2 separate regions of the Homo sapiens genome follow, and region 1 is linked to region 2. A link is a contact called in ENCODE Hi-C data. All regions are on one chromosome and are shown on one strand. The core of a region is the stretch at or near the end of the contact, and the rest is flanking DNA. Distances in the headings are between cores, read along the strand shown. Region 1 has its middle 36 kb from the start of MIR3680-1. Region 2 holds the start of DCUN1D3 (defective in cullin neddylation 1 domain containing 3).

Region 1 (5,209 bases), core at 2,056-4,555, 640 kb before region 2:
CTGGCCAACATGGCAAAACCCCATCTCTACTAAAAATACAAAAATTAGCTGGGTGTGGTGGCACACTCCTGTAATCCCAGCTACTCAGGAGGCTGAGGCAGGAGAATCGCTTGAACCCAGGAGATGGAGGTTGCAGTGAGCCGAGATCATGCCACTGCACTCCAGTCTGGGTGACAGCTCGAGAATCCGTCTCCAAAAAAAAAAAAAATCCACACTAGAGCAGCATTCTCACCATGTAATGGAATAAGGAGCATGTCTGGTTCTTGGTGAAATGTGCAGTTGAGTTTAAGGCCCAGCTGTGGCCAACACTCACACACACACGTCTGCTGTGGAATGCACAGGCTGCTGCTGCCTGTCACGAAACGAAAATCCACCAGCCCAATCACTAAGGTTAAAGTCGCTTTTTGTTGCTGCGGGTGCTTTCAGTCAGCTGGTTCCCAGAGAGAGCTATTACCTTTTGGGAGTCCATGAAACTTTAGAATGATGGCCTTCTGATGGAAAATGCTAGAAGTGTGGTTGAATCTAACTCCTGATTGGTGGGCAGTGCAGGGCAGGACGGGGCCGTGGTGGCCTCAGGCTCAAGGGCAGATGGCCTTGGCTTCAAATCCCAGCTCTGCCTCTCACCCCCTCGGACTCAGCAGTCCTCACCCAGGGATGGGCTCATCTGCAGCTTCTGGGCTGCTTTCCTGGTTTCCTCCAGTTAAGGAACAAGCTGTCCTGAACTAGGGCAGGAAAGACCAGAGTCACGTAGTCCCCATCATCTCTCCTAGTTCCAGGCTGGTCCGGGCCCTGATGTGGGACTGACTCGGCAGAGACCCTCCAGGAATGCCTGCCACGGTCATTCCCTGGGGACCCAGCTGGCTTCTATGCAGTGCTCAGGGCTCCAAGGGTGCATTTCCAGAAAGAGCCAGATGGACACGATGTCTTTTCTGCCCTGGCTTCCAGAGTCACAAAGCACTGCTCCTGCGGCATCCTGTTCACCACTCCCACCAGGAGCACCTGCCCAGGCTCAGGGCAAGGCGACATCACCCCACACCTCGGTGGGAAGGGTTCAAAGAAGCGACAGCCCTCCATATAAATCATCACACTGAATCTTCCAATCACTCCATGGGGCAGGGCCTGTGATTCATCTGTCTTGCACACACAGGGAAACCAAAGCTCAGAGAGGCAGAGAAGGCCTTGCCCGGGCACACAGGTGGCAGGTGAAGAGCCCGTTTTTAAACCCAGGAAGTGGCTCCATGCAGCCTGAACTCCCAGTCGTCCCAGCGCCCACCTCCCACATGCAGTCAGAACCCAGGCTGAGCTCCAGGCCCTGCTGCACATTTCTGAGCTTTTCAGCAGCTTAGAGGGAAACACAGGCAGTGTCTATAACCAAAACCACATTAGGCGCCGCCTGGAAGCCCGGACCCCCACCCCCACCCCCAGCGCCGTCCCATCTGCACAGGCCCCTACCAGTGCTGACCTGTCACTATGCACTCAGCTCCCAGCACGCAGGCCCAGCCCCAGTGTGGCCCCGGTGACCCTGGGCAGACACTCCCAGAATGGAGACCTCGAGGCTTCGCCTTTGACCCTCTCACCATAGCCAGAAGTTTTGGCAAAAACTGCCCACAGAGGGTCCCCACCCTCCATGCCTGGACAAGCTGCAAGCTCCTCAGGCTGCTGGGGCCCCCCCTCCTCCCTGCCTTCGCAAGAGTCAGGGCTACCGGGGAATTGGCTGCCTTGTGGAGCTGGAAACAGCCCACCAGGTCCAGGGGATCCAGGGAATGGCTCTATGCCCTGTGGGGGCTCTTCTAGCTTTGGCAGCAGCAGCGGCAGCACCTACCGAGCCCCACGCCCATGTGGCAGGCACTGATGGAAGCCCATTACAGCCACCACACTGCCTGTCGTACACCTGGGGAAACTGAGACTCTAAGAGGACAAACCAAGGGCGGAGTTAGGCTGGGTGAGGCTTGACGCTCATAAAATGCGGGGTCCTGTTTAAGAGAAAGAAGACAAAACCAGGAACAGAGCGGTGGCTCACGCCTATAATCCCAGCACTGTGGGAGGCTGAGGCGGGTGGATTACCTGAGGTCAGGAGTTTGAGACGAGCCTGACCAACATAGAGAAACCCCATCTCTATTACAAATACAAAATTAGCCAGGCGTGATGGTGCATGCGTGTAATCCCAGCTGCTAGGGAGGCTGAGGCAGGAGAATCGCTTGAACCCGGGAGGTGGAGGTTGTGGTGAGCCGAGATCGTGCCATTGCACTCCAGCCTGGGCAACAAGAGCGAAACTCCGTCTCAAAATAAATAAATAAATAAGAGAAAAGTGGAACAAGTCACCAACCCACTTCCGCCAGCAAAGGCTTGTGGTGCTTTCCACAGGTAGCTGGGCCATCCGTGCTCAGATAATGGATGTGATGGTCTTCAGCCTCATTGGTGTGCTCACCGGTGTCCCATTCTAGCTGCCTGGGGCTCACCACACGCATAAAGGAAGGGCCCTGACTTCCTCTGGGGGCCCTGAGGGGGAGCAGCTTTCTGTAACCACATGGCTGCTCCAGCCCTCATGCATCTTAGAGACAGGACAGGAACTCCTGGGGACGATGAGGCAACACACAGGCATCCTCTTCTCAGCCCAAGGCTGGAAAGCTTAATTGGCAGGAAACCTGCACGCAGTGGAATGGCTGGGGCCTGCCGCTCCCCCGACTGATTCCTGCAGTCCTGGGGAGGGAGAGATGAGCCCGCACCTTGGAACGGGCCAGGCCTCAGTGGCCCTGACTGGCAACGTGGCTTTGGGCAAGTTGTTTATATCTGTCTGTCTATCTTCATCAGTAAACTAGAAATACTTCTTGAAGGGTTGTTCTGAAGATTTGAAGTAGTTGCTCAGAAAGTGACTGGCACATCTGTGCCCTGGGAGCGGGGACGTGTGGCCGGCAGGAGGAGAGGACATCTCACTGCACACCTGCCTGTTACCCATGTGCACAGACCAACGTCTCACTGCACACCGACCTGTTACCCATGTGCACAGACTGACATCTCACTGCACACCCGCCTGTTACCCACGTGCACCAGACTGACACCTCACTGCACATCCACCTGTTACCCACGTGTACAGACTGACGCCTCACTGCACACCCACTTGTTACCCACGTGCACCAGACTGACGCCTCACTGCACACCTGCCTGTTACCCACGCGCACCAGACTGACATCTCACTGCACACCCGCCTGTTACCCATGTGCACAGACTAACACCTCACTGTGCACCCACCTGTTACCCATGTGCACAGACTGACGTCTCACTGCACACCCGCCTGTTACCCATGTGCATAGACCAACACCTCACGGTGCACCCACCTGTTACCCATGTGCACAGACTGACGTCTCACTGTACATCCATCTGTTACCCATGTGCACAAGCAGCCTGCTCCTTCACAGCCCAGCTAGAGTGTGCAATGGGATGTCAACCCAGCTAGACCATGCAATGAGATATTACTTGGCAATCAGAAAGGACACAGCTCTAACTCACGCTGCGGTGTGGGTGAGCCTCAAAAGCACCGTACTAAGTGACAGACGCAAGACACAAATGTTCCACATGTTACATGACTCAGTTCCTATGAAACCCACAGAGACAGAAGCAGCACGGCGGGGGTGGGGAGAAGAGCTAAAAAGTACCAAGCTTCCTCCTTGAGGTGCTGAAAATGTTCTAAAATTGACTTGGGATGGCTGCACAACTGTGAATATACCCAAAACCATAGAATTGTACACTTCAATTTTTATTTACTTTTTCTGGTTTTTTTTTTTTTTTTTTTTTGAGATGGAGTTTCACTCTTGTTGCCCAGGCTGGAGTGCAATGGCATGATCTCAGCTCACTGCAACCTCTGCCTCCCAGGTTCAAGCGATTCTCCTGCCTCAGCCTCCCGAGTAGCTGGGATTACAGGCATGCACCACCACGCCTGGCCAATTTTGTATTTTTAGTAGAGACGCAGTTTCGCCATGTTGGTCAGGCTGGTCTCGAACTCCCGACTTCAGGTGATCCACCCGCCTTGGCCTCCCAAAGTGCTGGGATTACAGGCATGAGCCACTGTGCCCGGCCTATTTACTTATTTTAAGAAAGGATCTCACTCTGTCACCCAGGCTAGAGTGCACTGGTATGATCACAGCTCACTGCAGCCTCAACCTCCGGGGCTCAAGCCATCCTCCCACCTCAACCTCCCAACTACCTGGGACCACAGGCATGTACCACTGCACCTGGCTAGTTTTTGTGTTTTTTGTAGAGTCAGATTCTTGTTATGTTGCTTAGGCTGGTCTCAAACTCCTGGCCTCAAGCAGTCCTCCCACATCGGCCTCCCAAAGTGCTGGGATTACAGGCATGATCCATCGCGCCCAACCAGGTTGTACACTTTAGATGGGAGAGTTGCATGGTATGTGAATTCTATCACAATAATGCTGTGGGTTTTGTTGCTGTTGTTGTTGTTTGAGACCGAGTCTCTCTCTGTTGCCCAGACTGGAGTGCAATGGTGCAGTCTTGGCTCACTGCAACCTCTGCCTCCTGTGCTAAAGCAATTCTTGTGTCTCAGACTCCCGAGTAGCTGGGATGACAGGCACCTGCCACCATGCCTGGCTAATTTTTGTATTTTTAGTAGAGACGGGGTTTCGCCATGTTGGTCAGGCTGGTCTTGAACTCCTGACTTCAGGTGATCTGCCTGCCTTGGCCTCCCAAAGTGCTGCAATTACAGGCATGAGCCACTGTGCCCAGCCTATAATGCTGTTTTTTTTTTTTAATTAACTGGATAATTATAAACGTGAACACGTGTGCACAGAACTGATGCATGTGTCTGCCGGCGTGGACACTCCTGGGCTTCCTTCTGGTAGCTCAGCCGCCTCTCTTGACCCTGACCCTCACTGCTTGATGTTAGGAGACAAGCCCAAGGCATCTAGGTTGCTGGCTTCCACCTTGGAAGGCCAGGGCCCAGCAAAGTCAAGGTGATGTGATGTGGCTGAGCAGGGAGGCCATCTTCCTTCCAGACAGAGACTCTGTCACTTTGGACTGGACTCTTGTCCCACAGTGCTGGCCAGGGACAGGTGCAGAGTTGTGCTTGGTTGGCATGGGACGCTGATGAGGGCTGTGTTGCGGCCAGGCCCAACCACCATGAGCCGAGATCATGCCACGGCACTCCAGCCTGGAAGACAGAGTGAGACTCTGCCTCAAAAAAATAAAAAAAATAAAA
Region 2 (5,087 bases), core at 1,841-4,340:
CAGTGGCTACACAGGGATAGCACAGCCCTAGACCAAGAATTGCAAATCAAATGCCCACAGGGGTCAGCCAGGTAGCAGGAGAGGAGAGGCCTTTTTGGCAAACCCTGAGCATGAGCCACATAGACGGGAGACAGCTCTTCAGCTCTGGCTGACAGTTGCTGTGTAGGAACCTCTAGGAACTTCAGGCTGGTGTTGTCAGATTGTCGGATTTTTCAAATGAAGCCCAAAGTCTGGATTTTGATGTCCAATTTTTAAATGTTGGCAAGTAAATTTAAAAAAGAATTTAAATCACTGTGTGGGCTGAACAATATGTTTGCAGGCAATATCTGTCTTGTCAGTATGCAACTTCAAATCTAGGCCAACCCTTCAGCTCAGAGAGAAGAGCTTTATCCATGGCCACTCTGCTGGTCAGTGGCAGATCCAGGATTGAAACCCAGGCCTTCTTATTCATCTTCTGATACCCTTTACACTATATTGTGGAACTGATCGTAATTGTGGTGGGCTTGGCAGCAGTGGCAGGGACAAAAGCCCCTTTTTGTGAGAAGCTGTTGGATTGTATGGCTGATACCTTATGAACACAGTGTTCCTGCCCAGCTACAACCACCATATGGACAAGGCTCTGTACCAGGAGCCAGGAAGACACAAATAAGAAACAGTACCTGGGGGAGACAGCCATATAAACAGACAATTTATCCAAAAAGTCAGGTTTTCTATAACGGACACAAATTACCTGAGCACAAGTCCAAAAGCACTGACAGCTGGGAGAGGGAGGGAGGGAAGAGATTTGAGCCAGGACTTAGCTTCTACTTGCTGCGGGTAGAAGCTGGCAAGCGGGTGGATGAGATTCACTGATTACGGGGATGGGTCCCATTATTCCAGGATATTAAGGGGCCTCTTCCTTTGATCTCTGAGGTCTTGTCTGTGTCGTCTCCTTTGCTGGCTTCTCCTTCTCTGGGTACTCTCTAAATGGTAAGAACCCAAGGGATTTAGGGGTCTTCCTCTTTTATTTACACGCTCTTCTTAGGTGATCTGGGAGCTCCTCCCTGCCTTCCTTATTTATTATCTCCAACTATGATTTTTCCCCGACTTGTATATCTAACTTCTTGACAACTTCATTTGACTTGTTAATAGACTTATCAAACTTAATATGTTCAAAAGAGAACTTTCGATATTCCTTTCTAAACTGTTTTCCCGTAGGGAGTTAACCTTGGTTCCTCCCTCTCCTACACACTTCACATCCAATTCCCCAGCAAGTCCTGCAAGCACTACCTCCCAAATATATGCTGAATGGAATTCTCTCCATTTCCACTGTGACTGAGGGCCTTTTCTTTTTTCTTAAGACGGAGTCTCACTCCGTTGCCCAGGCTGGAGTGAAGTGGCGCGATCTTGGCTCACTGCAACCTCCACCTCCCGGGTTCAAGCGATTCTCCTGAGTAGCAGAGATTACAGGCGCGTGCCACTACGCCCAGCTGATTTTTGTATTTTTAGTAGAGATGGGGTTTCACCATGTTGGCCAGGATGATCTCGATCTCCTGACCTCGTGATCCGCCCGCCTAGGCCTCCCAAAGTACTGGGTTTATAGGCGTGAGCCACCGCGCCCGGCCGGCCCTTTCAACACTATCTTCACCTCTCCTTTGTCTTACAGTGCAACAGTCTCCTAACAGGTCTAACTACTTCCACCCTTCTCTATCCAGCAGGCAGAGCGGATTTTTAAAAATGTAAATCAGGTCAGGTCACTTCCCTTCTTAAAACCCTTAAGGTACACATTAGCCAAACCCCTGCCTTGGGCTAAAAGGCGCTGCTACAGTCATGCCACTTCCCCAACTACATCACAGGGCACTCCGGCCCTGGCTCTGTTTGCTTCAGCCACATGGCCTTCTGGCTGTTTCCAACCTAAAAGTCCTTCTCATTGGCTCTTCTCTCCACCCAGAAAACCCATTGTCTCGGATCCCCGCAAAACCGTGGCCTCCTTTGAACGACCTTACCCGATTTCGAGGGGCCCTCCCCCCATCTTCTGTCACCTCATCCGGTCTTTGGGGGGCATTTCTCACTTGCTGATACCTTCTTTATTGATTTACTTAACTCTCTCCTGCACACGAATGGAAGGTAACGGAGCAACACCCTACTCTCAGGTTTGAAGAGCAAGAGAATTACGAAGCTGGCTCTCACGGTCCTAGGGAGTCTCCGTTCCTGTACGGGACCTGGTGTGGGTCAACGTTCCCCAGCCAGACACCTCTCGCCCCCGGACCGGCCCCTACCATCTCCCATTTACATTCGGGGGTCCAAAAGATTCACAGCCTCCGAGGGGGCCCCACGCCGGCACCTGAGCGTCCCCACACCAGGCCTCCCCTCTTGGACGCGCGAGCCACTTCCGTGAGGCAGGTCCCCGAGGCCGGTGGCGATGACACCGAGCCGCCCCCGCGAAGCTGGGGTCACACAGGCCCGTCTCCCGGCAACGCCGCAGCCCAACCTCCAAACCATCCCTGCCCGTGGGGAGCCAACCCCTTCCCCGCCAGTCTCCCGCGCCTGGAGTCGGCGCCTCCATCCCCTACACTCACTCTGCGTCAGTCCTGCCTTCCCCCACCCACAGAAGCGCGCAGCCCGCGGCGGGCTGGGAGGAGGCGGCGCCAGGAGCCCAGCAGAGCCGTGGCCGACCGAGCACAGGCTGGTCCAGTAGGCCAGGCCGGACCAAACCACCGGGCCCACCTCTGTGGGAGCACCAGTTCCAGGTCTGGGGGAGTCTCGACTGACTGACTCTACCCATCTCCCGCCGCATCCAACAATAAGCTGAGCTCCTCCTCCCCCTATTTTTCCTTTACGCTTTCATTATCCTCCCCGCTCCATTCCCGTAAAACAAGAAAAAAAAATGGTCCAGCCCAGCTCCCTCCGGGTTGCTAGGTCTTTGCCCTTACTTGGCGACGGCTTCGTACGTCTTTATGTGCGTCGTGACGCAATCTTCCACTCGTTCCCTCCTTGCCCCTCTCCCATTCTCCCTCCTGGAGCTGGCGGCCGGCGGGGTTACCGGAAGTGATGATGCAGGAGGCGATGGAGGGGGCGGGGCTTCGGGGCGGCCGCCGCCGGTGGGCCGCAGATGAAGAGGAGGCGGTGGCAGTGGTGGAAGAAGAGGCGGCGGCGGCGGGGGTAGGGAGCCTGGAAACGCGAGCGGGGATGGTAGGTGGTTTGGACCCGCCGGGCCGCCGTCGTTTCCAGAAAGGGTTTGACTGGAGGAACCTCTGGAGCAGCTGTGAGTTTTGGGGAGGGGGGGAGTTGAGGAAAAGGCGGGGGGGCATTGAGAGATGAAGGGGCGGGGGTTGGGTACCTTCGAGAAAGGGGGGTGGAAAGGGAGGAGTGGAAGTCAGCGCGTTGTCTGGAGTGGTACCTCTGAAAGAAGAGGCTGTGAGGGGAGCCTGTGGCGTGTCAGCCGCAGGGCTCAGAAAACTTACCTACTGTCCCTGCCTCCCCACCGCCAGCACCCCTCAACCCAGGGCCTGGGGATATGGGGTTGGAGCTGCCCTGGAGGGGGTGCAGACTCTGGTCCTCTGTCCTGGGTGAGCGCTGTGAGGTAGGAGCCCTAGGGGGAGGTGGTGGGTGAATCTCCCAGCTCCCTCCGCCCTCATTTCCCTCCCCACCCCCATCGTTCTCTTTAATCATTAACAGCCCTGGAATTAAGGGGCTCAGACCTGAAGGCCTTTTTGTGCACCTTTGCTATAAACGATAACCATCTGTGTCCGAGGTAATGAGGCTGGAGGCTTTGCCTGTATCCTCTATAGGAAGTGGGACGGGGTGACAAATGTATTGTTTGTTCCTCCACCACACCCCCCGCACTTCTCACCCCTCATCCTCCCCCATGCACACCCCTGGTTTCCACTTTAATTCTCTGTGGCTGAGTGGCAATAGTGGATTTTTTTTTCTTCCCCTTTCCTCCTTTATGGCACTTAGTGCCTTGGTTACCTCTTTTGAATTTGGTGTTCAGCCTCTATCCCAGATCTTAACTGTAAGCTTTGTAATACTTCATACAGGCTGTCACGTTGGGAGTACCTCTTACGCTCCGATTATAATGAGCATTTTCTTTTATGAATACTGGAATTCCAGAGCCTTTGCAAGGAATCCTGAATGGCATCATAGCCCAGGAATCAAGGTCTCTTGCTCGAAATACTTTATGTGTGAGGAATTTACATGTTGTCAGCTCTTCCCAAAATGATTTGCTAGGCTAATTCTGGATTTCTGTGTTTCTCTCCACCCACTTTTCATGATGCACTTCAGAGAACAGAAAACCCCATATTACTTTTTTGTTTCTACAATTGGACAATAGCTCTTTTATGTTTTTCTCCATTTATGTGTGACACACAAATCATCAGTGACACGTTCAGCTTGTGCTGATTTTCATCTTTACGTAGCTGATTCTTTGTGTATGGGGGTCCTAAATGAGACAGTGTGATCTGTTTAGTTTTGGTTTAAGGGCGAATACAAACCAATAACGGATGTGAAAAAATTATTTGAAGCAAAGAATGGAAAGAAGGCCTCTTTGTTGATATGCTGTTGGTTTAAAAAAAATCAAGGAGCACTCTTCTAGCCTCTCAGACAGATATCAGAGTGAAGTGTTATGATTTTCCTTTTGGTGTTGATACATTCTTCGGAAATCTTTTGTAGAATCTGAAACTGTTTTCTGAAGAACTTTAAGAGATAGTGCCTACATTTTCGGAGTCCTTTGATTAGAAAGTGCCCGTAAGTCCTGTCCTTCTGTAACTGAGCTTGATATGCATAGTGCTAGGAAGATCTGATGCTAGGAAGTCCTATTCAGGGCTTTCGGGCCCTAAAAAACAGAATATTTAATGCTTGATTATACCAGTAACAGCGTGTTTAGATGTTTCACAAAAATACAACAGAAGAATGACTACTGTTCTCACTTTAACTGATTTAGAACCTAGTTTGCCATTGACTAAAAAGTTCACAGTTCATTAATTCAACAAACATTTATTGACTCCTAAGTGCTAGCCAGTGTTTCAGGCACTGGGTGTACACAGGTGAACACAAGCAAAAGGTTCACCCTTTCATGGAGCTTACATCGGAGTGGGAGCTGGGGACAG

Evidence for each region. A loop is a pair of places that touch in the nucleus more often than their neighbours do. Pooled maps may share reads with other maps.
Region 1: a loop to region 2 is called in a pooled map, with 5 times the contacts of the local background. The contact joins the enhancer-like site here to the promoter of DCUN1D3 in region 2. A Hi-C loop is called at or near these places in 2 of 168 maps with a recorded cell type or tissue (B cell and ascending aorta) and 7 of 50 pooled maps.

Annotation. Positions count from the first base shown.
Region 1 is chr16:21,539,192-21,544,400 of GRCh38, reverse strand. It overlaps the pseudogene LOC646828. Among named protein-coding and RNA genes, the nearest start is that of MIR3680-1, 36 kb to the right of the region's middle. RefSeq lists enhancers at 2,529-2,578, 2,651-3,389. Within about 2 kb of position 3,305, at least 3 of the 41 ENCODE cell types and tissues checked have a DNase peak (open chromatin) inside an H3K27ac peak, as active enhancers do.
Region 2 is chr16:20,898,361-20,903,447 of GRCh38, reverse strand. It overlaps DCUN1D3 (defective in cullin neddylation 1 domain containing 3), which reads left to right and starts at 3,090. Exons shown (of 3, transcript NM_173475.4): 1 at 3,090-3,244. LYRM1 (LYR motif containing 1) reads right to left here and starts at 2,677. Exons shown (of 4, transcript NM_001128302.3): 1 at 2,559-2,677. RefSeq lists enhancers at 1,700-2,485, 2,486-3,271, 3,481-3,530.